Linked DNA regions of Mus musculus: all the other regions are linked to region 5. Evidence: chromatin loops called from intact Hi-C (ENCODE). Cell type or tissue: heart. All regions are shown on one strand.

Region 1 (4,000 bases), 150 kb before region 5:
TGCAGTAAATTTTTCTGGTTCTCTGCCACGTGCAATCTTTCTGGCCCTTTTAATTCATCATCTACCCCCTGAATTGGCTCCTAAGCATGTTCCTAAGTTGGACTGCAAATCAGTAGTTCAGTGAAAAAAAAATCCTCAAATGCCAAGTTCAAGCTCCATGTTATTCAGATTATTTTGGTATTTTCCATGTTCGAGGCATGCATATGATGTTCAAATACTGACTGCATCAAGACTGCACAATGATTTCACCAACAAAGTCCACTAGGTCAGTTAACCTCCTCCTTCCCAACATAGCATCACTTTGCTGATTTCAAATGAGTCTCCACTAAGCTGTTCAACCATTTCCCCCCTCCTCCTCCCCGCCCCTTAGCTCTCGGCTGTCTCTGACTTATTGTACTGGAATCAGCAAAATCATACTGAAGGCTCATTTGTACGTAATTTCTTCAGAAGCAGCCTCTACAATAAAATGCTCAAGTTCAAGGATTCATAAACGGTTCCACACAAAGCAAGATTTATGAGACAAAGCTCAGGGAGTCTTGGTTAATCATTACAAATCACAATTGCACATGTCTGGTTCTAGGGTTGTACTCTTCTTGATGCTGAAGGCTACTTAGGGCAGGATGCACCCTTTCATAATCTTTGGTTTGTCTGTTTCAATGCCGAGAAAATAAGCACAGAGGGGGGTCTGCTTTGTATCTCCGAGATGGGACAATAGCTCTAATCTGCAATCTTTTATTTTGTTTTCAACTGTTCCAAGACCAATTTCAATTTAACTTGCTTGCTTTTCTTGTCTCTTGATAAAAAGCTGTTTTGATTGCAGGGGGCCTGGAGGCAATGGTGGGAGGCAAACTCGGAGATTCTCTCTCTCTCTCTCTCTCTCTCTCTCTCTCTCTCTCTCTCTCTCTCTCTCTCGTGTGTGTGTGTGTGTGTGTGTGTGTGTGTGTGTGTGTGTGTGTGCGTTCATGCGTATAAAGGAGAAGGAATAGGGGACAGCATCCATGGGCTGTATTTGTTAATCTGCTTAAAACCCTAACAGATTTTTTTTTCAACTGAAATTTGGCCAATGTTAATTGTACAGGCAGAATTCACACTGGGAAAATCTCCTTGGGTAGGGAGAGAAAGACAGGAAGCACAGCCTGCCTGTTATATAAGATGTTTATTTCCATCCAGTCCAATCCACCATAAGCAGTACAGAAAATAGGCCAGTGCTGCTGCTGACCAATGATGTCACTGTATCATCAGGGTGGGGGTGGGGAACTGGGCACCACACTGATGAACAGGAGAATTTCCTATCACCATTGCTGTCTCGTAGGAGTCTTTATTCCTGGAGTTGCTGGTCTTGGCTCCATTTGATACTTATTTTTTCAGGATGTGTAGTAGCTGGGTGGCGACCATTGATGGGAGCTTCTGGATAAGGCACACAAATCTTAAAACAGGGTTGCTTTTTTTTTTTTTTTTTAAATCAAGTCTCTGAAACTTAAAAGGATTGGATCATGTCAGCCAAATGCTGGCTATCCTGGAAAATGGTACAGGGAGGAGGGAATGGATGGTCATCCCGATGTGAGGTACTAGGCAGTGTCTTTATGTACCGAATAGCTCATTCTGCAGATTGTCTTCCTCACTCATGCTACCTTGCATGTGTGCTCGAGCAGGGGATGCTCATAAAGACTGCGACTCAAATGCACAGCTTTGCAAACATCTCTAATGAGCTTATCATCTGTAATGTAATGGAGACATCTTTATAACTTATATAAAGTGAGTGGGTAAAGTGAGTGAAATGAGGTGTGTGCCCCCAACTTTTTTCCCTATTGCTTTAATATCGACAGCAAACTGAGGCCACATTCCTATACATTACAAAGGGTGACTCGGTTACACAGAGAAGGCCACTTATTGCAAGTAACCACTCTGTGTTTTGGTTTATGGAACTCCTGGCAAACTCGTGTTTTTCTGTCATGAAAAAATCTTCAGGGTTACTCTAATTGACCCAGTTTTTCCATAAATACCGTTCTGGTGGATTGCTGTTCCGTTCTCCCTCTAGAGGAAATAGTGAGCATTACAACTCAGTCTCAGAGAGGTGGGGGAAGCAGTCTAATTGAAATACAGGCTTGAGACTAATAACATAGCTCAGTACTAGAAGCCATCACGATCAGGAACTCTAAATGCACAGCCCCTTCTGTATTCGTCCAGTGCCAGTATCAGTATGTGTATTTTCCCTAAAGCAAACAAGCAAACAAAATGTCTTTAACCCTGTTCAAGTGTCTTTCCTGAAAACAACGGATGTACTGAGATAGCCATCTTCTTGTATACTGGGAATATAGAAGGCTGGATGTCAGGCTGCTGCTTATTCACCGGTAGTCCATTTCCTCTGGTAAAATTAAAATATTTGTCTTTTTCTCCAGTCAAATAAGAAACTAATAAAATGTATAAAGGGCATAAGAGGTGACTTATAATAGAGAGTTCTTTTCTTTTCCAAAAAACTCATAGCCATACTTAGAAGTAAACACACAGAGATACACACACACACACACACACACACACACACACACACACACACACTTTACAACTACCACCACCACCAAATAGACCTTACAGGAAGTTTCTTCTCTGTTTGATATCTCCTCATCTAAGCTCCTGCCTTACATTTCAGAACAATGACAGGACTTGTCTCTCCAGTGTGGGTACCGTGGAAAGGCCAGCACAAGGAGATAGCCTGGGTGACAGGAAGTCTGTTATCAGAAATCTGTGCCAGTGCAGGGAGGGGCTGACGAGTGGAAGGCTAGAGGAAAAAGGGAGGGGAGACTTAATGTATGTCCTTGTAAAAAGAAGCCAGTGTGTGTTCTATCTGCATTTTGAAAGCTTGAGCAATTACTAATGAAATGTTTGCTTCTTCAAATTATTGTTGGTGAGAGTAACGGAAGCATTAGAAATTTTCTTTCATTTATTTCTTTAGTGCTGTCTGTTATTTTATGGATAATACATGTGATAAATTCCATGAGGTGGTAAGTAAATATTGCTTCTTTTCTACTCTCTAATCTCTTAACTCCCCTCACAAACACACACAGCACAGAATTTACCATCCTCTTATGATTGGTCTGGGGATCTGAGACCATGCGCAGAAGTCACATCATACACCTTGAGCAGGTGGTCTTTATGTATCTCGGAATATATATTCATCAATTCATCAATTGATGAATAAAGAGCCCATGGAATTTAAAGACACAAAGACTGGGTCTTCGGGAAGGTTTGGAGGACGTAAGAAACAGAGGAAATGAAGTAATTATATTATAATCTCAAAAGTAAAATAAAGAATTAAAAATATTTCCTGAGACAATATACATATAAATAAGAATATACATTATGTACTTAGTCAGTGTTCCATTGCCACGAAGAGACCCCATGACCACAGCAACTCTTATAAAGGAAAACATTTAATTGGGTTTTCCTTATGGTTTCAGAGGCTTAATATGAACTGACATTCTAGCAGAAAGCCGGTGTGCAGGCAGACATGGTGCTGGAGAAGTTGAGAGTTGCACATCTGGTCCATAGGCAGCAGGAAGAGGGAGAGACTCTAGGTTTGGCCTAGGCTTCTGAAACCTCAAAGACCATCCCCAATGACACCCTTCTTCCATGAACCCTTCCAAATAGTGCTCCCTCCAAGCATTCAAATATATGAGCCTATGTGGCCATTCTTATTCAAAGCACATTATACATGTATATTTGATTCTCTTGACTTTAGGAACTATGTTCTACAGGTTCTTTGTGATCACCAAATTGAGTTTTGTGTCTATTGTAGTACTGTTCCTATGGGGAACACAAAAGCAGGTTTCTGTAAGCCTCTTGTCTACTGATCAATATATAATCTTATTTTATGTGTGGAGACATCTTACTTATGATTCATTAACATCGAACTCACAGTCAATGGCATTATAATTCATGCCTGGACAAAGCTCTTCTGTCACACGTTTTCTTGGCAAGGCACACAGCAATATTCATGCATGGA
Region 2 (4,000 bases), 1.1 Mb before region 5:
AAGAACCTTATGTGCTCACACACTGCCGGTTCGCTGGAACATTAATTCACAAGTACTTAGTTTAGACTTGCAGACTCTTTCATGAGGATTGCATATCCACAGTAAATATAACTAGAATTAAACCTCGCCTAAATATTTAATATGGCAGGCCGTGGAAGATCTTCAATGCTTTAAAGAACTGACTGATACTTTTGATTTTTCTAATCATCGATGCTGAGAAGGCCATATTGCATACATATACAGCCCGAAGTACAGAAATATGTGTAAGGCCATTGTAAAACTTGCTGGAAATCCTGCCTTAAACCCAAGCAAAAGTTAATTGAATGGTGTTGTGTAGGAGCTCAGCAGTGACTTGGATAGCAACCATCAAACATTCAAACACAACATGATCCAAATCTATACTCATGGATGTGACACTCCCTGGCTGGGGCCAGATGACAGGAGCATCTTTGCTTTCCCTAATTCAGCTGTTAACATTTCTAGAAGAGCAGAAAGCTGTGCATATGATAAAATACAAAAAAAAAAAACCAAAAAACAAAAAACAAAACAAAACAAAACAACAACAGCAAAAAACCCCGCAGTCCATAGCGTGCAGGGCGTCTGAGCGTGATGGTTCAATGGACTAGTTGAGCATGATAGTTGGGATGAGTGACGGCATCCATAAGCATACAGGCTCCTGTGTGTTCCGAGCTGAGAGTACAGAGAAGCTGTGCGGTGTAACACAGGCGAGCCTAGCCTGAAGCACCTTGGGATTGTTACACAATTGAGGCTGAATTTATTTTTGATCATTGCACATCCAGGAGTCTTCTGCTATTGTCACTGTCTTTAGAACGGTCACCTTCAGCTAAGCGACCCTGTAGTGGGGTGACGACTTACAGTCAGACGAAGCTGGGCTCTGTAACATCTTTAAATATGCACACAGTATTAATACACCAGTGCAAATGCCTTATGAAAATAGAACATATTTACATATTTTACATTGCTAACCCCACTACTGTGGTGGCATGGGAAGCTGGGTAGCCAACTGATTTTTAATGTAAGATATTAGAAATACTGGCTTTCATATTCATATATATGTATGTATGTATATATATATGTATGTATGTATATACACACACACACATATAGTATGTGTGTATATATATCGTATGTGTATATATATACACGATAATATCGTAACTATACTACCTATACATGTGCATATATATATATATATATATATATAAACTAATTTGAATTGCTACTCCATTGACTAAGTACTTACGATGAATTGTATGACATACATCTCCAGACCCGCCCCCCTGCCAGCCCTGAAGGATATACCTCACTCATTTTCTTTTCTTTCAAGAAACCAATTTTGCTATCTTCAAGCAACCACTTCTTTTGTTGAAGCAAAACAGAACAAACAAACAAACAAAAAATCAACATTAAGATTTTCCTAAGCATTTAGAAACATGTCGAGCAGCCTGGGACATTCTGGAACCCTGTCAGAGCCCTGGTCTGTGAGCTAAGGAAACAATTTTGTTTGATAGAGTTACTATCTTCTGCAAAGGCTGAGTGTATATTATGTCGCATAGTCAGAGCACTGGGGGACACCCCCAGAGGGAGCTTGTGATGAGTAAATAACTTAGTAAGGCAAAGAATGGACACTGTAAAACCATTCCTTAATTCAAGGCCACGTGTTACTTTGGGATTTAAGGAAATATATTGGCATCTTCTATGTGATAAGATGCTTCAAGCATTTATCCTTAAAAAGGACTAAAACCCATTTTTTTTTCTCTCCTGTTTGTATCATTTCCTCCTCCTCCTCCTTACCCCTTCCCCCCCCCCCCAGTCCACTTTTCTCTCTCCCTCCCTCTTTCCCTCTCCCTCCCACTCCTATTCCCTCTGCTTCTTCCCCATCTCCTCTCCTCCCCTTCTATCTCTCCATTCTCCCTTCCTTCCCCTCCCCCTTCTTTCCCTGTGGTCATTGAGACGAAGTTCTTTTAACTAACATCCCATTTCCGCCAGCAGAGGGCACTGTTTGCGCGTTTAAGTAGATGTCTCCGCTTTGTTTTTCCAATGTGAACAGTATCTGAGTCACAGGCAGGCACGCTATTCGGCTGGAAAGATACTGGGGAGAAGGCCTGCCTGAGTGGTAGTGTTTCAACATCATTTTGCCGAACATTTCCTTTGTTCTCGGCTGCTTGGAGGGATGTTCATTGCAAATGCCCTTCTAGTTCCCGGTGGAAAATGTATGTTTTGAATGTGTGTTTTGAAGGCAATGGCATTGGGTCACTCAACGTCTAAATATCACAAGTGCTTCAAACCACTTTAGGTGTCAAATTCTGAATCAAGGTATCAGCCCCAGAGTAGATCGTCTTGCTCCGGGAGCATCATAAATAATTTCTGTAGCAGCATATGACATCATAAAGCAATCAGGCATTCCCTGTACACCATAATCGATGGACTTAGATGTCTTCGGATGGAAGGGTATGGTGAAAGACACTTTTCCTCTCACTGGACTTGAGCACTTTAGAATTAGTCAGTGGCTGCCTATCAAAAACGAAGTGAGTCACGTTCAACTTCCAATATATTGTGGAATATTTTCTCAAGAGTTTCATACACATCATTTATATAATATTGGATTATATATTTTGTGGTGAAGTAAGTACTTTTACATTTTTACGGCAATTATTTAAAAAAAATTAATCAAAGTGTAGATGAGAATGGCATACTTTAACAATGAAAGTCACGGTTAGTCAGATACCTACTTGACTTTCCCAGTCCTCAGTATCTCTCTCAGCTCAGGTATAACTTTTCATTTTGGAACCTGTATTTTAGTCCACCCCCCCACCCACCATCTCTGAAACAATCAGCTTGTCTTGCTATTCTCTAAGCTACTACTTTTAGATGTTAGCTGCTGTTTGACTGTAGCAGGAGTATGTTGCCCAGGGTTGTGTGTGTGTTTGTTAAAGCTCGGTCGCCAGTGTGGTGATGCTGGAGACAGGCACCTTTAAGAGAAGGTGGGGTAATTAGACCAAGGTAATTATTTCACACGGAAGGGATCAAAGCCATGTGTATGGGAACCCGCTGACTTCCTCTTAGAGTGGGTTGTTATAAAACATAACGCTCACCTTTCTCATGATCTGGCTTCCTGCCTCTGCCATGTGTTGTCTCTTTCCTTGCACTGGCTCCCCCACGGCACCATCTGCCACAGGGTAGCACACATAGGGGACTGTCACCAAGGGCCAAACACTCTAGGTTTACCCAGGGTTGAATTGTCAGACTCAAAAATTGTAAGCTAAACAGATCTCTCATCATTCCACAACCCAAGGTGGTTTGTTAGAGCCAAGCAAAGCGGGATTGTCTAATACTGTGAATTGTCCTTTTGGAATGTACCGATAGATAAGACTCTCACCTCTCTGTCCCTCTGCTCACCTTATTTCTGTCACATCTCTGTTGGTTACCTGTTCAGCTGTAGGAAGAGCACTTAGACCTTCCATGGTGAGCAGTCTACTCTGAGTGGCCTTGCTGTTCTCCGATGCCTTCTGCCGCCCAGGTTTAGTAAATTTCCTCTACACGATCAAGGTTACTAATGTTTTCCTTGTGCTCTCTGGGCACGATGATAACGTCTTTGTCTACAGTATGTGAACTTATCAATGGCATTTTCCCTGAAAGTCAGGGTTGCTTCTCACGGCGACCGATCGTGTGTTAGTTATTGTTGTACTCCTGTCTCTTACTATGGTGTGGCGTGTGTGCGCGCGCACGCATGCGCAGGAGCGCTTTCTTGTATTTCCATGTGTGGGGTTGCCTATGCATGCACATGCATGTGGAGACCTAGGGTCGATGTGAGGAGGCTTCTTTGATTGCTCTCTACTTTATATAAGAAGGCAGGGCTCTCACTGGCACTGAGACTTCACTAATTTGACTAGTTCCAGGGTTAGGTGGGTGCTGGGCCCTGAACTCGGGTCCTCAGGCTTGCGTAGCCGGCTTTCCTTCTACCCATCGACCCACCTCT
Region 3 (4,000 bases), 1.2 Mb before region 5:
TATAATTATATATTATGTAATTATAGATATTATAACTATACATTACAATGGATAATATAAAGATATATAAAGAATACAGTGTATTTACGTTTCTTTAAGATACATGTATAAGATTATCTTTAAACACATATAAATATATTATATATAAAGATATAAATCTTATACATGTATAATAAAGATATATATTACATATAAAGACATATAAAATAAAAAATAAGGGGCTGGAGAGATGGCTCAGTGGTTAAGAGCACTGACTACTCTTCCAGAGGTCCTGAGTTCAATTCCCAGCATCACATGGTGGCTCACAACCATCTGTAGTGGGATCTGATGCCCTCTTCTGGTGTGTCTGAAGACAGATACAATGCACTCACATACAAAAAATAAATAAAACTTAAAAAAACATATCGTATATAATAAATATCTATATTATACATATATATGCATATTTATTATTATAGATTATAGTTTCTAGACCTAGCCAGGACTCCAGTGCTCTAAATGCTCTCAGGAGATCTGTGCTTTTTATATTTTAATGGAAGCAGCAATGAGGATATTTACTGAGGTTGGGGATATTTAAGGAGTGAGGCAGGGAAGGGGGCAGGTGTGGGAGATGCCTGGGGCCCCTCTGGTTGCAGGGCTGCCTATAGCCTGGTGGGGAAAGTGCAGCAGGTTGCTGTCAGTCCAAGGAGGTAGTTATGAGACTGTGGCTTAAGCATAGTGGTGGGGATCAGAAGTGGAGGAGGCTTATGAAACATTTTGGGGACCCCCCCCCCCCGAATAGCTGGAGGTGTTAAAGCTTAGAGCTAAGATCACCGTGGTTTTGCGTTTGTGTTATCCTGGCTAGGACCACTCAGGTGTCACGGCAAATCTAGACTTTCAGAGTTTGCGGTGATGGATACGATTGAGTTTTTGTCTTCATCAAGTCTAAATCTGTTCATTAGTTCTAAGATTTTGCTTGATTTGAAAGGACTGGATTTGGGGCCTCAGAAGATGAAGACATGTAAAATAAATTAAAGACATCAGAGTAGTAACTGTTTTGTTCTGTTTTCTGTTTGTTTGCTTTTCAAGACAGGGTTTGTCTAGGTAGCCCTGGCTGTCCTGGAACTCTATATGTAGACCAGGCTGGTCTCAAACTCAGAGATCCATCTGCCTCTGCCTCCTGAGTACTGGGATTAAAGGTGTGTGCTACTAACACATGGCACTATTAACCTTGACTATGAAATACACTTTAATACTGAAAACACTGAGGTGTAAACTGTTCATAGCTGCACTTTTAGCCTTGAGAAGATAACCTTATAAAAACCACAGAACCTCAACATTGAGGTGTGTAGGTAAATAGACCACAGAAGTTGCTTCCTGTCTAGTTCCTCAATCGCTCTTTGATGTTAAGGTGAACTTAAAGGTTTTGTTACTTGGAGGTCAAGGTGAGGCTGTGCTGTCCTGTAGTGTAGTCATGACCGTAACAGTGATGGGCGCAGACTGATGACCATTGAAGTTACTGCATCCGAAGCTTCGAGTGCCCGAGCTCTAGTTCCCTCTGTAACAGGTTCTTAACCCCATTTTACAGACAAGGAAACCAGGACTCAGGATTTTGTTGTTCCCTATTTTTATTTTCCCCAGGCAGGGTCTTGTGAGTCCATACTGGAGTCTAACTAACTATCTAGCAGAGAATATCCTTGAACAAGAGGGTAGCCTCTTGCTTCCATACCCTGGATGCTGGAACAAAGGGCCAGCATCACCACACAGCTTCCCAGCTCAGAAGGTTTAAATATCCCAAGGCTACAAAGCTACAAGATGATGGAAACATGATTTGAAATACATGATTTGAAATTTGACTGCTGCAAAGCTCACATGTCAAAGGCAGGGGAAGGTGAAATGGTTAAGGCTTAAATCAAGGTAAAACCATGGGCAAAATGTCGAGAGTCCTAGCACGGGACTGCGGTTCAGCATAAGGCTGTGAAGTTCCTTTCTTAGCTCAGTCATAACAACCAGACATGGCAGGCAGAGAGCACTTTGTGTGCACTGCCTTTTGATTCTAACGGCAGCCTAGAGGAGCTACTACAGTGCCCGTTACACAGACAAGGCAACTGAGGCTGTAAAGACAGTTTGGTAAGTTTCAACTAGCGTCTGTTTGGCTCCAAGCGGTGCTCACGAATGTAAATTATCTTTTGACCGACCGACGTGACTTCTGTTTTTCCTGACGAACCACGGTGTCTTTTCAAAAACCGGGTTTCTCTTTCTGTCCCTGTTCCCAAGTCTTTTAGGTTGCCTGTGACCACTTTTGTAGCCCCAGCTTCATTATCCAGGTTCACACCGGAGGATCCACATGGTGGCACTGTAACCTCACACAGTTAAAACATGAGGAAAAAGGAGGAAAAAAAAAAAAACCCACTTGTTTCCACTGCACTAGGCAGGCCAGACTCAAGTCTGACAGACAGTCATGGACAGGCAGACTGGCCTTAATTAGACCGGCTTTAGCATTCTACCCTTTCTGGTTACAGACACACAGAACGCATTCTCCTCCAGCTACACCCAGGAGTGAAGATTCCAGAGACCCCATGCCCAATGGCAGGGTGTTGATCCTAACTAATATCACAACATCTAAGAGCACACCACCAAGACCTCTCCAAAGCCAGGAAATGCATGACTATCCCTTTCAAAATATTTTTTATCTGACTCTCATAAGCCCCTATCTCTTTAGACTTTCTGAAGTGGTGGGCTTTCTGAGAGAACAAAAGGAGGGAAAGACAGACAAATTAGGGAGAAAGGAAAAGGATCAACTCTCTGCATACATGACATTAAGTGCAGTACCCAATATCCCCAGACACACTTCCTTATGCATGGGAAGGCTTACCCAGTTTCTGTCTTGCAGGCTGTAAGATATATTAAAGGTATAAATTCATGATGTATCTTTAGGTGTTTGGTGATGCAAGCTGTTTCTTCAGTACTTTGCTTTCTTTGCTTCCAACTAAGAAAAAAAAAAAGACCAAGATCCTTCCATGTCACAGGAGGGAGGAAGACTTTCCAAGAGGGCAGATCTATAGACAAAGAGAAATCTTGCCAGTCTAGGAATGTAAAAAAAATATGCATAAGGTTGATGGAACAAAAATATTTTTACCCAGATGTAGCTGTCTCTTGTGAGACTATGCCGGGGCCTAGCAAACACAGAAGTGGATGCTCACAGTCAGCTAATGGATGGATCACAGGGCTCCCAATGGAGGAGCTAGAGAAAGTAGCCAAGGAGCTAAAGGGGTCTGCAACCCTATAGGAGGAACAACATTATCAACTAACCAGTACCCCGGAGCTCTTGACTCTAGCTGCATATGTATCAAAAGATGGCCTAGTCGGCCATCACTGGAAAGAGAGGCCCATTGGACAGGCAAACTTTATATGCCCCAGTACAGGGGAACGCCAGGGCCAAAAAGGGGGAGTGGGTGGGTAGGGGGTGGGTGGGTATGGGGGACTTTTGGTATAGCATTGGAAATGTAAATGAGCTAAATACCTAATAAAAAATGGGAAAAATAAATAAATAAATAAATAAACAAATTAATAAATAAAAATATTTTTATTTGTATATTTTTAAGTCTTTTTGAAGTAGATAGCAACCAGAGAGAATCATGCTTTTCAAGATAAGTGGCAAGATTCACACTCATGACTGCTTGTCTTAGGAAGAGTCTTCAGGGCCAGTTTCATTTTAAAGATTTGGGGAATCACTCTACCCAGATGCCTGAGTTGTCTGCACATAGGCTGGCATGAGGAGCCTTCATGCTTTTGTTTGAAATCCAGTCAGCTAGTTTCTGGCTTTATGACTTCGGCCCTGCAGCTATCTCTAACTCACCCATGTGCCACATGCATCCCAGGATAACTTAATGTGGCCCAGCACAAAATTATGCATTTACTTAAAACATGAGAATTTTCTCAAAAATAACATAGTTATGTAGTTCTCAAGGATGAACTTTCTAGATGAGAAAGTCATGTTGCAATGTCAAGAGTTTGGACC
Region 4 (4,000 bases), 690 kb before region 5:
CTGTGAGTCCAAGGAAAGGATCACTTTATTTGCTAGGGAGTGAAGTCGAAGGGTGGTTTCAGTTTCTCCCAGACCTTATACCCAATTTGTCACAGCAGTCCCTTTAAGGAAATTCTGTCTTTCAAAGAACCCTCTTTCGCAGTCAACCTTGCAGGGGAATTTGCACTATTACACTTGAAAGTTCTCAGTAACTTTTTTGGCAGCTCAATAGGAAAGCTCAATGTTTTAAGCATGGTAGTACTGGAAAAATTTTTACACGGAGACTTTTACCTAGCACTTAAAATGTATAAATGTACATAAAGACAAACTTAGTACGCATGACCTGGGGGAAATGGTCAGACCTTGTGTTTTTGGCGTTGAGAGTAGGGAGCGACCAGGCTCTGCCATGGCAGCAGGCTTTGAAAAGACCCTTCAAAAAGACACTGTCTCAACTGTGGTTGTTAGCACCAGCCAGCTCTCTGTACATTTGCTAGCTTGTAGTTTTCTAAGACTGAGTGGAGTAAACTTCTTATTTTTAGAAAGTGGAGGTCTGGTTTGTAACTTTCCTTGTACTCAATTGGGTAAGAGTCTTTCCCACAAACCACCATCTATTTTGTGAACTTTGTTAGTCATCTTTTATTTGGTAAATTATGAACTGGTGTAAATTTGTACAGTTCATGTATATTGATTGTGGCAAAGTTGTACAGATTTCTATATTTTGGATGAGAAATTTTTCTTCTCTCTATAATAAATTGTTTCTTATCTTGGCATTTTAATCAATCTCTTGTCATGATTACAGAGGTTCAGCTACAAAATATTTTTCTCAGACGTCTTAGATTTGTAAGCTGTGTGGATGTCACTTGCACACTGGTCACACAAACACATTGGGAGAGGTGTAATTAGAAACTAATCAGAAGGAACTAGAGGAAGGCTTTTAGATTTTTTAACTCAGGTTAAAAGCATGGACACATTCACAAGCTAATGATCTCATGAGGATAAAGACAGAGGTAACATCTTCCAAAAGTGGCGATGCCCAAAGGATCCCAGTCACTGCTTCCTGGGGAAGTGAAGATAACAATCCTCTCTGGCCCTCCTTTGAGAAACAGTTCTTTTGCCCCCTTGGATTTGTTCCTTTAGAAAATCCTGGGGCAGGTGACCTATAGCCTTAAAGAACAGGCTTATCACAGCAGAGCCATCTGCCGCTTTCTGGTTCTCATCTTGCAAGAGTTACATAAAATAAAATCCCCTAAGCTGGAATCCAACAACAGGTACGTTGATGCACTTCTTTTCTCAAAAGTTGAAGCCCTGGCTTTGTCCGCATTTCCATAGCAGGGGAAACTGAGTGTTGTGCTGGAGGTTAGTAACGTGTACCTCATGGGCAAAGACATGCTGCTAGTTTGGGGGTTGTAGAAGATAAACTGATATTTTGGTGGAAATTGAAAGCAGAAATTTGAGTTCTGCTTTACAGTTAAAATTAACTGGATTGGGGGAGGGGCAGCATGTGAAAACATGTGAACACTGGGAATTGAGGCAATTTAAATGACTTTAAGTCAGTAATTGTTCTAAGTCAGTAGTATTTCCAAACAAATTGGAGGTTTTTTGGTTTTGTTTTGTTTTGTTTTTTAATTTGTAATAAGTTTCCCTGATACTTTTATTAACGATCCAGAAACACATCACTAAACCCTAAACATGCCATGTATTTAAGAGTACGAATGGAATTCATATATTTTTGTCAGTAGGCTATTTGGAAGAGTTTGGATTTTGTTTCCCTTATTTTGCTTTCTGAGATGGTCTCTTGTTCTATATGTAGCTCAGGCTGGCCCCCCCACTCTAGATCTTCCTGCTTTAGCCCCCAGAATGCAGGCGTCTCGGATAATATGGCACAGCTCCAGACCAGGAGCTCAGATTCTTCTTCTTTCTACACAATAATGGGTCTCATTGTGACATTTTTTTTAAATGACATATTTCATCTAGCCCTTTCTCTAAAAGGTCCCTCATTTCAAATTTGAGTTTGAGCATTATATCCCAGGCTGGTTTAAAGCAGGTCTCACTCTCCTGCTGGCCAATTTGTGTATCATTTGGGAACTCCTTGGAAGCTGCCTGACTGGCTTTGAACACTGGACTCTTCCACACTGTTCAGGTCTATCCTGAGTACCTAAGATGTCATCATCATAAATGAAATAGAGAAGTGTCTTTGACTTTGCTGTCAAGACTTTTTGTTGCTGCTTGAACAAAAGAAGCGCCTATTCAAACTGCAGTTTTAGAGTTCAGGTGACATCCGGCCTGTGAAGCCTGCAAGTATCTCAGACCTAGCATCCAGCTGTTTCCTGTGACTCTCACCTCCATTCCCCAGACCACTGAGCCGAGCCTGTGTGTGCAGCACAGCATAGCTACTTGAGTAGTTCGTGCCAACTGCTTCTGGCTAATGTTTGGTTTAGCTATTTTAACAAAACAAAAAAACTGAGTGTCTGCTGCTGTGTCATTTACTACCAGTTTTTTGTTTTTTTGTTTTTTGTTTTTTTTTTTTTTTTTTTTTATTTCGAGAGGTGTAATTTAAAAGGGTTTACACTGCCCAAATTAAAGAAAAAAAATAATTTATAAAAGATGACTGCTAAAATTAGGAATTCATAATTAACAGTAAGTTTGAGGACTTATTTTTACAAGTTGGGTCTTGCTTTGTGATCCTAAAACAAGCCTTGACATGCTAATGTTTTGTTTTGAGACCAGAGGTCTTGAGGCTCTGGGCTAGCCTTGAACTTGCCATATAGCTAAGGAAGACCAGAATTCCTGATCCTCCTGTCTGACTGAGATTACACTTAGCACCATGAAGCCTGGCTTGATGTGGACTGTAGGAAAATTACCCCATTCAATACAGGATGTGACTATCCCTTATGTCATCCTTACCTTTGAGATAGTTCTGGAATTGCAGGCCTTTCTGCCGGAAGTGGCTTTCTGTTATGATTGTTTATGAGGTTTCTTTGTCGCCATAACTCACACTTTGACAAGTAATTTTTGGGTTTTTTGTTTGTTTTTTGAAAAAGGGTCTCACTGTGTATCCTTGACTGGCTCGGAGCTCAGTATGTACACCATGATACCCTGGAACGCAGAGATTTACCTGTCTCTGCCTCCCAAATACTGGAATTAAAGGCGTGCACCACCACACCTGACTAGTAATTTTGCTGTAAATATTAACGGGGTTTGAGCTTCACATTCCAAGGAAGGGAGGGAGGGGTCCTGGTGTCCATGTTTAGTGATTAAAGGTTTCTGGGTCTCCCCCCACCTTAGGACTCTTCCCTGGTCATATATTAATGATTTTTGAGACTTCTTCGTCTTTATAAATTTAGCGGGCTGCATTTTGCATGTGAAAGTTTAAAGAAACTTGCCCCGTCTTTTTCCGATTTCAGGTTGTGGTGCTTTCGATAAGCTTCTCGGAGTTTGCCAGCAGCTTTAGAAAGCATCATCACCTGAAACTGCAAAGATTTTGTTTACCTACGGGGAGCACGCAGAGCCCAGATGACGCTGTCTTTGCAGTCAAACTTTTACAGGTGGACCCTGTCAGTCTGCCCAGTTCATTTTTTGTGTCAGGACCGTAGCTGAGTCAAAACATCTTTTAGGGTAAAATGCCCTGTGTTACAAATTGGACTGAGCTGCGACACAGGCTTCCTGCCAGGATTGCAGACTTGGGTAATCCAGAGAAATGTGTATTGTTGGTAGTTTCTGGTGGTTTAGTTTATGCTTAAGTTAAAAAGCAGCATTGCTAAGGTGTTGTGTCTTGATTTTGAGCTGCTCCAGGGTAAACCTCCTGTTAGCAGTGAGGTTTGATAACATGTTTTTAAAACCATTTGTGGAATATTAACACTAGTGTTCTGATTGCAGCTTTAAATCAGTCGGATTTATGAATAACTTCATTGCTTAGGTTGTCAAACAGGAATTAAAAAAAAAAAAAGACACCCATCATAAAATTGTATTCCTTTTTCTTCTTTGAATGCCTCCATTGGTAGATACTCTTAAGGAATATTCC
Region 5 (4,000 bases):
TTAGGAATGACTTCATCGGAGTGAACGCCATGTATAGAAAAAGTAAGTTTGCTTTCTTGTAAAGAACATGTGTGACTCTAAGCAGATGATGAAGGTGGCTATAGAGGTGGAGCAGTGTGGGCAACAACTGCTTGCATTTTCTCATCTCTCTGTCTCTGTCTCTGTCTCTCTCTTTAATTTTATTTTTTTACTTATTCACTTTACGTCTAGCTCACAGCCTCCATCCCAGTCACCCCCTTCCGCAACCCTTCCCCCACTCTCCCTCCCCCCCCCCCCCCGTTCTCATCTGAGCTGGTAGGGGCCCCTCTGAGAACACACCCCACCCTGGGACATCAAGTCTCCTCCATGCTAGGCACTTCTCTTCCCACTGAGGCAAGACGAGGAGGCAGCCCAACTAGAAGAACATATCCCACCTACAGGCATCAGCTTTTGGGGCAGTCACGTCAATCCCTCCATTCCAGTTATTTGGGACTCACATGAAGGCCAAGCTGCATATCTGCTACATATGTACGGGAAGGCCTAGGTCCAGCCTGTGTATGTTCTTTGGTTGGTAGTTCAGATTCTGAGAGCCCCAAAGGTTAGTTGACTCTGTTGGTCTTCCTATGGGGTCCTTATCCCCTTCTGGCCTGCAATCCTTCCTCCTATTCTCCCGTAGGAGTTCCCAAGCTCCATGTACTGTTTGGCTGTGGGTGTCTGAAACTGTCTCAATCAGCTGCTGGTTGGAGCCTCTCAGAGGACAAGATGCTCCTGTCTGAAGCATAACAGAGCATCTTTAGTAAAATTAGGGATTGGTGCTTGCCAATGGGATGGGTCTGGCATGGGGGGCAGCTGCAAGGCCTGGGTTTGAGCAAGTAAGGAACTCAGCCAATGCATGGAATAAGGCAGTATACATACGGTGGCCCAACACTCTTCCACTGACACCACCTCATGCTATTTCTATTAAGTCTCTTGGGCTCTCTACGACAATTATACCTACTGGCTAAATGATCAGTTTCTCTAGCTGCTGTTAGGCCAACATGATTGAGCAAACTTCATAAAACTCATGACAGTCCTTAAGGGAATAGACCTTGTTTTTGGAGCTGTCGAATGCTGAATACGTGCAGGCAGGCATACACACAGTCTTCTGGGAATGTAGCTGTTTGGAAATATAGTTAATCAGTAGGTTTTATTCTTTGCCTTTTAGTTCCTTATATGCTGTGTACAACGCATTATAATTGAGTGTCATAGAAAAAGAAAGGCACAGGACGCTTCCAGTTTTGTATGTTTGCTAGATGAATATGAACAGGGGAAAAAAGTCCATTACTGGCTCCAATATGTACTTTGGAACAATACTTCACAAATAAATATGTTATGCTTTTTCTCAAACAGAAAATGTTTGGGCATTGTTAGTTTATCATGCCCAATTAGACTATAAACGTTTGTTCCTCTTTTACTCAGAAGCGGGGTTATTTTAGATGCCACACCCACACCAGGAGTAAAGGTTTCTTAAGTTTTGCTTATGTGTCCTGTACCGTGAAATCTACGCTCAAGAGGAAAACAGTGTGTTGAACTGACACTTTCCTCTGTGGTTAATATGTAAGCCACGTATTATCTGAATTGTTTTGCCAAAACACGTCTGGCTGGGTACATTACACAGGTCACTCGCATATACATATTGGAGACAATAAGGTATCCGTAACAGCGTTGTGTGCTCACTCTTTTCATCTAATTTAAAATCGCGACGTGGTTTAGGAAAAGCTCTCTTAAGTCACAATACCAAGTTATTGCAGCAACATTTGTCCTCCGTGGCACTAAATTCCCTGTATAGTAAATTGTGTTTTCGGTTGCTTTGTCCCATAGTGTTGATCATAAGCCGTACTTAAGGATTTCAAACGGCGACAGCGCCCCCTCACCCCCCCCCCCCAAACCCCTTTTTAGTCCTAAGCTAGAAGTACCTATCAAATCCTATTTCTTTCCTTAAAGACACACAGGAAAGCGCCGCGGAAGAGATTCGTCGACTGTGCAACAGCGACCCCTGGCGGCCCGATGCTCGCAAGGCCTTGAGCACCCAGAGCTGTCTCTAATCAAGTCCCTCTTTGTTTTCCATATCTGGAGAGCGACCCGGAACTGTCTTTGAGAGTGTGGGCTGTGTTTGATACCCACAATCTAAAGCTCAAAGTTTCAGGATCTTCACTACTCACGGCGTACAACTCATGGGTCTTTGTTTTCTTTTTGTGACATTTAATGAAATGAGTTTTGTAGTTGGGTTTTGTCCCTTTCTCCTTGCCAGCGAATCACAACAACAAACTTGCACATTAGTAAAAAGCCTTTGATGGCTTTTGTCTGTTTGGGAGGAGAAAATGCCTGAAAAGTAAGTAAAGGTCTCAGGGAGGTGGGGGGAAGGAAAACGAGTATTGCTTGTAGCACGAACACCCATATGATTCATCGGTAGAAGCTGAGCTCTGGCTCCATTTCTTTTGTAGATTTCCCGGCTCCCCTCACCCCACCCCCCGCTTTGTTCCGCTTCAAACCTTTCAGAGGGCTGAAATGCATTATTACCTTGTTAAATCTCTACCCAAATCATTTCTACAGCCCGAAGCTGTTTTGACGTGGGTTGAGCATCTCTCTCTCACACACATACACACAAAAGAATTGCTTTTGTTCCCAGACGCTCTCATTGGCTGAACGGCCTCCCTTTCGGGCCAATCAGAATCTAGTTGTCAGGCTTGGCAGGCTATTTTTAACCCAACACACAAAACCACTGGGTCTTGGAGGCAGTCCGCGGCAGAATGAAAGTCCCCATAGTAAAAGGCAGCAGCTGAATGTATTTTGGATGTCACGGCGTGTTTGACATTTTCTCTTTAATTCCATATACACTGTTACATTAGCATGTGCTTTTTCGTAAACAACTAACTCAGAAATGGACCTGCGTTTTCACAAGCTCTGTATTACCCTTTTAGGAAGAGAAAGCCTAAAATATATTGTATTCAGACTTGATCCAAAAACATTTCATAGTGTGTGGACGTATTAAACACACACACACACACACACACACACACACACACACACACACAGTTTCAATACGAGTGTGAAGGTGCTTTTAACAAGGGATTTTTGTAGATTTTCATTTTGGGTTGACAAAATTTTCATCAGTGACTGAATGAGAGTTACAATAATATCCATCTTTCTCCCTTACCGCATTCAATATGTATATAATTACTGCAACATGTATACACTTTATGTGTGGCATCTAAAATTATAAATACTCAGTGTGGGGTATTTTTGTGGGGGTATTTAGATAAAGCATGGTTTGCAGCATATTCAACCGATTGTTCAGTGGGGGACTTTTTTTTTTTAACCTCCCTAAATACACTTTAAGTGACAAGGCATCAAAACACATAGTTTGTAAATTATCTAACATATCCAGGAAACGAAAAGTTGCCAGATGTGAAAATACCAGGTTGTAAAGTTTGATTCACCCCCCAACCCCCGAGCCTTCCGTTTAATAGGCCAAAAAGCAGAAAAAGCTAAGTTGATCTCAAAATATATATCACAAAGCAATTTATTGGCAGAAAAATGAAACTATTTCCTGCAAAGGAAAGGGGGGGTTGTGGAGGCCTAAATAAGAAAGATGTTAAGAATCTCCCCTGGTTCTTACAAGAGATTTTTAAATTGTAGATTTGCCTAGTATTTATTTATCCAAGCTTGGCGATATGACTTTATTTGTTGTTCTTTGTTCATCTCCTGAAAAAGGCCTGTTATTTTTTGTTGCAAACCACGAAAGTGTCATTTAAACATGGTGTCAGGCAAGTGCAGAAATCCCGCAAAGGCTCCTGGGAGACATGGCTAGGATCCTATTCAAAGATGCAGGCGTTCTTCAGGAGAGAGGCTTCCATAACAAAAGTAGCCAAGGATAAGGAAAAGTTTACACAAAAGTTCTAGCAGAACTGTGGAGAACAGTCAAGATGTAGGGAAGGTGTGTACCTTGCCTTAGCAGATTTCACTGTTGGGGAGAAATGTC
Region 6 (4,000 bases), 980 kb before region 5:
TGTAGAACATTTTCTTAATTAGTGATTGAATGTGGAAGGGCCCCGTTGTCGTTGATTACCACCCCGGCCTGGTGGCTCTGGGTTCTAAAAGAAAGTAGGCTAAGCAAGCCATTGGAAGCAAGGCAGTAAGCACTACCCATCTGTAGCCTATGAATCAAGTCCTTCCTCTGGGTTCCTGACCACTTGGAGTTTCTGCTTTGGCTTCCATGGACTCTGATTCAGGATGTGTACGTCAAATAAACCCTTTCCTCCCCGAGTTGCTTTTGGTGGTAGTGTTTCACCAAAGCAAGATTAACTCTAAGGCAACTGTCTTATCACTTCTCACAGGGGCTCTAGGCATCCAAACTCAAGTCCGCTTGCTTGTATAGCAAGCACTTTAACAACTAAGCCATCTCCCCAGCCAGCACTTTAACAACTAAGCCATCTCCCCAGCCCCGTGCACTGGGATTTTTTTAAACACTCGCGCATTCTAGACTGCTCATTCCCTTCTGTTTAAAGGAATAGCTCCATTATCAGAAAACAATAATTCAACTCTTATGAAATCCCATCCATGGACATGTTAAAGAGATGTGGAAAGGGCTTTGTTCAAGTTACACACACATTTTTACCTGCCCGCTATCACTTTAAAACTTGGATGGATCTTCATTTAAAGAAAAGGGAAGTCCTGATAAAAATGGTAGTGTGCAGTGCCTCTTAAAACACTAGCACTTCAGGACCTTGTCACTGGCTTATCTGAGGGACAAAGAGCTGGTGCAGACTCTTTAGAAGGGGCTATAAGCTTTCTGGTTCTCCACAGACCCTTCCAGTCCTCAGCCTGTTCCCTACCAGGCAGCACTCTGGATATCTGTTTTTGACTCAGTTCACAGAAGTCTGTCAAAGCTCAGGTTCCTTTGTCTCTTCCGTATCCCACACAGGAGATTCAGCATGTGCCAAAGAGCTGCCTTTGACCTGAACGCTCATGCCATCCCTTCACGTCTCTGGTATTGGAAAGGTTATCAGGTTCCTCTCTGAATTCTACTCCAGCTCCTTTCCCCCACCCCAGAGGCTTTGTTCTGTGCTTTTGCTTTAAGAATGAAGACAAAGCCTGACGATACATCTATTCTCCTAAGACTCTAGTTCCTCAAGGCTGAGTGCCAGCTCCCTGATTTGTTTCCCGTCCAGAGCTGCGAATACAGAGACCGCCAACAGGGCAAGGCCATTTTGCTAATGACCTTCGTAGGGCTGACTGCACAGCCAGTCAACAGCAGATCTGAAAATAGAACTCAGGACTTTCAAATCATTGTTCTGCTTGCTGGGCTGTATTTCCTCCCATAAGGGCCTGGTTAAGCAACGTCCTGTTTTGCACAAGCAGAAGTCACAATACACATATGAGAAACTGGACTGGACACAAGGATCACAAGACCGCACCCACCCTTAGGAAAGATGGCTCTGTAGCATGAAGCAGTGCGATTTGTTTCTAGTCCTGCCGGTTTGGGTTGCAAGCGGGCTCACAGCTGGTCAAATCATTGACTTTGCAGTATGTGGTGTTTTAGGAATTTTCAGAGTGCCAAGTGTCAGGTATTTGCCTGACAACACACCAAAAAGACATTTATGCAAGTGACAGAACAGTGTCGTAAGGTGGCCACCAGCTTGGGAATCACTGTGTTTGTGGTGCAAGTGCCATGGGAGAACCAGAAGCTTGGTGGCAGATCATTCTTTTAGGGTATTCCTTGTGGCCTGTAGAGGGCAGATTGAAATCGCAGAGATGCCCCTAGGCACTGTAGTCATCCTGGACTTGGAGGCTGAGGCAAGAGGACCTCGTGATCAAGACCAGGCAGTTCCTTTATTACCTCGAGCTGCCTTAAGGGAAGGAAATGGGGTGGGGGTGGGGGACGACGAAACAGAACAAAACAAACAAACAAAATGACTGGAATTGTCAAAAGTCAATCAATAAGGGAGTTTTATTTGGGAGCTGACAGCAGGATTACGTACAGTCCAGAACACAGGTATACAGGTGGCCACTTGCATGTCCTGAGAACAAAGGAAAGCCTGGGGGGTTTTAGCAAGCAGAGAAATCTACACATGAACATACCTGGTCCTTCTCACTGCCTGTGGGAATGGCAAGGTCTGATGGATGGGTGGGGCAGTGGGTAAAGCTAGTTTGAAGATTGTAGTTGGCAGTTACGCTGTTAGCTACTAAATAAATCAAGTCTTGAACATGCCCAGGGTGTTCCTTTGGACTGTTTCTGGAAGATTGGATCTGGAGCAGGCATGTATTGGTATGATTTCCCTTCCTTGCCTCCAGCCCCCGCCCCCCTCCACCTTAGTGGGGTGTGGTAGGAATGCTTACAGAAGGTTGGGGGGTGGTTTACACTTCCTGATGTTCCTTCAAATTGTTGAGACCTCTCTGTTCCATGCTAGCCCACGTAGAGGGCTTGCTAGCCCTTCAGTGATCTTCAGTGTGTTCTTGGAGAGCAGAGCCTGAGGATGCTAGCTGTTTTTGCCTCTCAGTCAAGCTCCTGGCCGCTCCGCAGGACATAACAGAGTGGATTCCAGGACCCTGAACTAGCTGTAGTACGTGAGCCCTGGATCTATGTCTCACACCTGCCAGACTTGAATCGAATGGCTTTGTGTCTTTGCGTCTGTTTGTTAGTCTGTAAGACAGGCGCGGCAACAGCTGGTAAGACCTCGGAGTCATTATGAAATTGAAATGAGTTGTTATTCATGGATTGCTTCAAAAGATTCTAGACAAAGATAATAGGTTTAGTTGTAGGCAATCAATAAACGACCTAGCAACGGGAAACAACTGCAGTTAGCTATGTGGAACAGGCCGAACACACCACAGGACCCTCCTTCCTTCTCTCCTTCTTTAGAGAAGCCTGCTTTATAGTTCAAAAGTGGGCCCTTGAGATCTCATTCCTCATTGCTCCATACTACAGATAGAGCAACTGAGGCACAGGGAAATTAGGTGATTTATTTATGTTTACCCACCAGGCACGTGACAGGATGGAAGGACAGGGCACTGTATGTACTGATGTCACTCACGGTTTTGCCATCGTTGTGCCAGTTTGGTATTTATTTCCTAGGAAAAAACCATAGAGGAAGCTGCTTGTGATGTTCTTCAGATGCTTAGATAGAATCGTTTACAGACACTTTGGAAGCAGCAAAACATGCAGAAGTACCCATGGGCGGTGATGGCAATGACTAATGCACACATGAGGACTCTTACTGCAGCCTCACTTAGCATATCAAACGGCGTTAAAAATAATAATTAGCCTTGGGAACCCAGAACAAGAACACCCAGTCATTTTGACACACCTAACTGCAATTTGATCTGTGTGTGTGTGTGTGTGTTTCACCTACTCATAGCGGCAGCTGTTCAAGAAACGAACAAAAGACTGTGTGGAAAATGGCAGCGTCAGGAGGTTGTGCTTTCTTTGTTAAAACATGGGAGATGGTGTGTGTGTGTGTGTGTGTGTAATTATTTCCTTGAATGTGTACATGTATACATACATATATATTTTACAGATTTTTACATGTCCTTCAATAGCTTCCTTAGCCATAACTATAAATAGAAATGATGAATGACATTTTTTTTTCTTTCTCAAACCTCAGTTGCTATAACCTAATGTCATGGAAAGCAAATCAAACTGGAGGCTGGGAAATGGAGAATCCGGCCCTTGCTTCTCCATCAAGTACATCTTTGGAAGAGGCCTGGGGAGTTTCTCAGTCTATCAGGGCCACCAATGTTTCAGTCTGAAAACACTACTTTAGTTTGTCATTACCTATACAAGTCCTAATATCTTTTATGTCCTTTCCAAGGAACTTTTATAATAATAAAGAATTTATTTCTGACAGGGGAGGGGAAACATACATCTCAAATTCTAAATCCAGACCTTCACAGTTAACAATGTGCATTAAATTTAGTAGGCTTGTTTTCTTTGTTGTTGTTGTTTTGTTTTGTTTTGTTTTTTTGCTTTCCCTCTGTCCTCCTGGTCTGATTTATCCCTGTAGAACTAAC
Region 7 (4,000 bases), 560 kb before region 5:
GTGCCCAAGTACACAAGTCGAGAGCTTCTCCAAGTATTTCTGACACATACCAAAGAACACACATGGATTAGTGCTCTTCCCAGAAACACAGATGGTCAAGTTGACTACCTGGGAAGATTTGTTGTACGTGATGCGTGGAATGGTTTGAGAAATGCCCTCCAGAGGCTCATATATTTAAATACTTGGTCTCCAGTAGGTAGCAATGCTTAGGGAGGTTCTGGAACCTTTAGGAGGTGTGGCCTTTGCTGGAGGAAGCATGAAATTGGGACCAGGCTCTCAGAGTTTATAGCTTCACCCTGTTTCCAGTTCTTATTCTGTTTCCTATGTGTGGGTGAAAAATGTGATCAGACAGCATCCTGCTCCTCGCTCCTGCTAGCCTGCCCTCACTTCAGTTATGGAATCCCACTCTGAAATTCTATGTACAAAACAAACTTTCTTCTATAACTTGGTTTTGATTATGATGCTTTTATCCCATCAACGGAAAAGTCAATAGCATACATATCTTTTAAAAGAGTGAACACATTTGATTTAAGTAAAAGGAGATGCTATTTTGGGAAAGAGGCCTTGGGAGGGCCTGACCCGAATGCTCAGACTGTTCTGACCCTGTGCACTTGTGTACTGCATTTCCCAGTACTTGTCTTCTTTGGCTTGGACAGAAAAAAAAAAATGGTATCCCACAGTCTCAGGCAAGTTACTTTACAAAGGAATGCAGTGACGATAGATATTTTATGATGAAAAATAATTTCCCGTTCTCCAATGACTTTGCCTTATAACTCTAGATGTTCACTAATATGATTATGTATAGTATATACTCATTTAAATATTTTGCATACAAAGGAAGAAACCATTTTCCCTAAACTCTGACTGCCTCCCCCTCTGTTTTTCCAAAGGAATATCAAAGTCAGAATAGAGTGAAGGAACTTGTTAAATTCTCATCCCTAATTACCTAGTCTACAAAATGCTGGCTTTGATTTAGCCCTTTTGATTTGTTACCCCTTATGTTTCAGAGAACTCTTAGAGGGGTGTGAATGAGGCAGGGCGAAGATGAGGTTTAGTTTCTACTGCTTCACTACTAGATGTCCTCCAGTCTGGTTTAGTCAAGGAACGTAGCACAGACACCCCCCCCCCCCCCCCAGGACTCAGACCTCCTCATAGTTCTTAGGGGACTTTATCCTGAGAATTAGAGTAAGTGGCTTAAGAAATCAGTTCAGTAGAGTAAACATACAACGTTCGGATTCTACAAAAGAATTATTCTGTCATAAGACAAGTACATACTCTTTGAAGAGAGTATGGAGACAGGAACATACAGGAAAAGTAAGGGAGAAAGGGCTGAGGATTTCAAATCCAGCCTTACTCGCCTTGCATAAATCACTTCCAGTCTGATCATTCCTCTTATCTATTGAATAAGAAGAGAATAGTCTCTCTCCCATGCGGCAAAGGTTTGCTCAGGTTCTTTCTGGAAAAGCACTGCACAGTAGCTGGTAGCGTGAGTCATCCCAGACAATTATGTCATTGCTGGTGGCAGAATGTGGGAACTGCTTGCTAGCCTTTCCAGGCAAGCAGACTTGACCCTCCACCTCTTCTGGTCTTCCGTAGGATTGTTTTTATTAGTCCTCCTAACGCTAAGCTTACATAATGTTTTGAAGGAACTTGTTGCTTAAGGATATCTTAAATTAATAATATTATTACCAAGAACCAGATTTCATTTCTGCCTATTTTCATAGTGCGTTTACTGGAGCGTTTTTCTTAGTTTGTTGAAATCATTTCTTCTTGTTTCTCTCCTTTTTTCCCCTAAGCTCTTAAAACCAATCAACGTTCACAGGAAACCTGTGTAGCAATGCTTCTTTTTATCACGTTGTTTCTTTTCTGGAATACCCAGGAAAGATGTTATATACAAAACAGTAGCCTTTATGTGGATGCCTTTTTTTTTTTTCTCTAAAAGTCTAGAAACACTTCACATTTGAAGAAGAACGCCTTGCTCTCCTTTTTGAATCTGAGCGAAATCCAAATCTATGGTAATAGGACATTATTAGCTCTTGAGAAAAGTAAACTCTACTTTCAGAGGGGGAGGCAGTGTCTGGCAGGCAGGCAGGCACTTCCTCTTCCTTCCCTTCAGCAGGCATCCCAGGGGACCAGGAGGGCGGGGCGCCCAGGGACCCAAGGGGCGGGGCCGCAGCTTCACCCTTGTTCAGTCTCCCGCAGAGCGAAGCTGTGTTTCCTTCCTCTCCCCTCTCCCATCCCTGCATTGTTCCAGCTGCCAAGCCTTCAGCATTTTCACCCAGTAAGAGGAAGGGAAGGGCAGAATGGCTTTGAAAGAATAACATTTCTTTTTATGCACTTAAATAGAACACCCGACACAAGACATCCCGTGTTCCCTTTCAAGGACGAAAGGCTGCTTGTAGTGACAAGAGAACCATAAAAACCCAGGATTTGCTATTTGGTAGGTGGTGGTGTGGTCACATTCTGCTGATGGTGAACATTACTCGGCCATTTTAAAGGACAGCCTGCTGTCTTCTCCCACACACTGCCGTCCCCCTGTGGGCAGCCACACCTGTCTTTCTGCTGTATTTATGTTTATTATTTTTCACACCGATTCTGAAGTCCATGCTCACTGTCCATGAGTGTGAGTATCTTTGTGTTTTCCTCTCTGTGGAAGACTTGCTCAAAACTCAGAGCCCAGCAGAGGGGCAGCACTCAAGAAGTATTTGTAGCATAAAAAAGATCTGGTTTGCCATTCAGTGCTCTCCTACATACTCAGAGGAAAGTAACTGTTAAAATAAGGTATCAAGAGTTGGGAAGATGGCTTAGTCAGGAAAGTGTATGCTCCACAACCATGAGATAATCTACATAAAACACACACACACACCATATAATTTGAGCCCAGAGACCCATTGTTTTGATTCAGGACCATCTTTCATGTTTTAAATTGAATGAAAATAAGTTCTTAATTTTCTTACATTGCATCTTTTGTAACCTGGAGAATTCAAACAATGCCGTCTAATCTGTGAATACAGTGGGAGAATATAAAGGAATGGCAGAGTAGCTGGTCAGTCAGTGGTGGCTGTCATTATAATTAACCACTTTCAGCAGCAGTAGCTTGGGGTGGCAAACCAAAGCTGGTGGGCTGAGTCTAGGTTGTGCCATGTTCTTATATGGATACGGGCGTTTTCCTGAACCCAGTTCAGAAGCCAGGAGTTGAAAGAGGCAGGGAGACTTGCGAAGCCTGGAACTAGCTCCTCTCTTCTTTAGCCTAGGTCCATCCAAGAATGGTCCATGGACCAGGTGGCTTCCCCAAGATGCTTATCTCTGGTCTGTGACAGGGAAGCTACAGAAAATAAGATTAAACATTCGAAAACATCTGTAAATATCAGCCACTGAAAGCCAACTTCATTATTTGCCTCATGAAAAAAAGAAAAACAACAACCAAAGACTAAAACAAGAAACCTTGTCATTCCCCCACTGAAATGGAATCTAATATGTTGTCATGGGATTTTGCTGTCCCAGTGACTTAGTAAGACATGTTCACGTGCTTGCAGATGGAAACATCTGGAAACCTATCAGGTGTGAATGACAAAACATGTCGCAAGATTGCAAGTGACCTGGGAAGGCTGATGAACAGGCACATTAATAACGTCATGCTAATGGATTTTCTATGCAGATAATGGGCCAGCCACAGTTCACTCATCAGCTAATACAGTTGTAATGTGTTGTTTCCTATCTGAGCGAGAAGGCAGTCACATTCGGATATTACAGATGCCTCCGACACACACACACACACACACACACACACACACACACACACACATACACACACACACATACACACACACACACACAAACACACACAAACACACACACACACACACACACACAAACACACACACACACACACACACACACACACACACGAATACTCATTCCCCTTTGAGGTAAATGTATTCTAAACTGATAAGTTATCACCTTCCCCAACTTTCCTGGAAATCCAAGCAAATAACATTTC

Evidence for each region. Hi-C counts contacts between places; a loop is a spot of excess contacts. Peaks named below come from ENCODE experiments on the same cell type or tissue, not always from the same donor. Only the 100,000 strongest peaks of a DNase experiment are listed, where the experiment ranks them.
Region 1: a loop joins it to region 5, with 6 times the contacts of the local background. A loop is called at or near these places in 6 of 42 quality-filtered maps.
Region 2: it touches region 5 in a loop (10-fold over the local background); 37 of 42 quality-filtered maps call a loop at or near these places.
Region 3: it touches region 5 in a loop (10-fold over the local background); 15 of 42 quality-filtered maps call a loop at or near these places.
Region 4: a loop joins it to region 5, with 4 times the contacts of the local background. A loop is called at or near these places in 30 of 42 quality-filtered maps.
Region 6: a loop joins it to region 5, with 2.5 times the contacts of the local background. A loop is called at or near these places in 3 of 42 quality-filtered maps.
Region 7: it touches region 5 in a loop (7-fold over the local background); 5 of 42 quality-filtered maps call a loop at or near these places.

Annotation. Positions count from the first base shown.
Region 1 is chr10:97,158,402-97,162,401 of GRCm38, forward strand. No RefSeq gene overlaps it. Among named protein-coding and RNA genes, the nearest start is that of Gm34044, 75 kb to the right of the region's middle. In heart, a CTCF peak has its summit at 2,039; no DNase peak of the experiment used is centred here.
Region 2 is chr10:96,212,040-96,216,039 of GRCm38, forward strand. No RefSeq gene overlaps it. Among named protein-coding and RNA genes, the nearest start is that of 4930459C07Rik, 12 kb to the right of the region's middle. In heart, a CTCF peak has its summit at 2,016 (motif pointing right); a DNase peak (open chromatin) is centred at 2,042; H3K27ac peaks cover 498 bases.
Region 3 is chr10:96,129,977-96,133,976 of GRCm38, forward strand. No RefSeq gene overlaps it. Among named protein-coding and RNA genes, the nearest start is that of Gm40746, 49 kb to the right of the region's middle. In heart, a CTCF peak has its summit at 2,328 (motif pointing right); no DNase peak of the experiment used is centred here.
Region 4 is chr10:96,618,873-96,622,872 of GRCm38, forward strand. Btg1 (BTG anti-proliferation factor 1) reads left to right here. Exons shown (of 2, transcript NM_007569.2): 2 at 1-3,941. Among named protein-coding and RNA genes, the nearest start is that of Btg1, 3.9 kb to the left of the region's middle. In heart, a CTCF peak has its summit at 2,034; no DNase peak of the experiment used is centred here; H3K4me3 peaks cover 2,661 bases; H3K27ac peaks cover 634 bases.
Region 5 is chr10:97,311,130-97,315,129 of GRCm38, forward strand. No RefSeq gene overlaps it. Among named protein-coding and RNA genes, the nearest start is that of Gm34044, 77 kb to the left of the region's middle. In heart, a CTCF peak has its summit at 2,047 (motif pointing left); DNase peaks (open chromatin) are centred at 2,022 and 2,702; H3K4me3 peaks cover 1,507 bases; H3K27ac peaks cover 1,860 bases.
Region 6 is chr10:96,331,702-96,335,701 of GRCm38, forward strand. All of the region lies in intron 2 of Gm33782 (a long non-coding RNA gene), which reads left to right. Among named protein-coding and RNA genes, the nearest start is that of Gm33782, 25 kb to the left of the region's middle. In heart, CTCF peaks have their summits at 1,169 and 1,715 (motif pointing right); DNase peaks (open chromatin) are centred at 1,290 and 1,730.
Region 7 is chr10:96,749,576-96,753,575 of GRCm38, forward strand. No RefSeq gene overlaps it. Among named protein-coding and RNA genes, the nearest start is that of Gm33897, 36 kb to the left of the region's middle. In heart, a CTCF peak has its summit at 1,515; DNase peaks (open chromatin) are centred at 1,516 and 2,156; H3K4me3 peaks cover 813 bases; H3K27ac peaks cover 1,791 bases.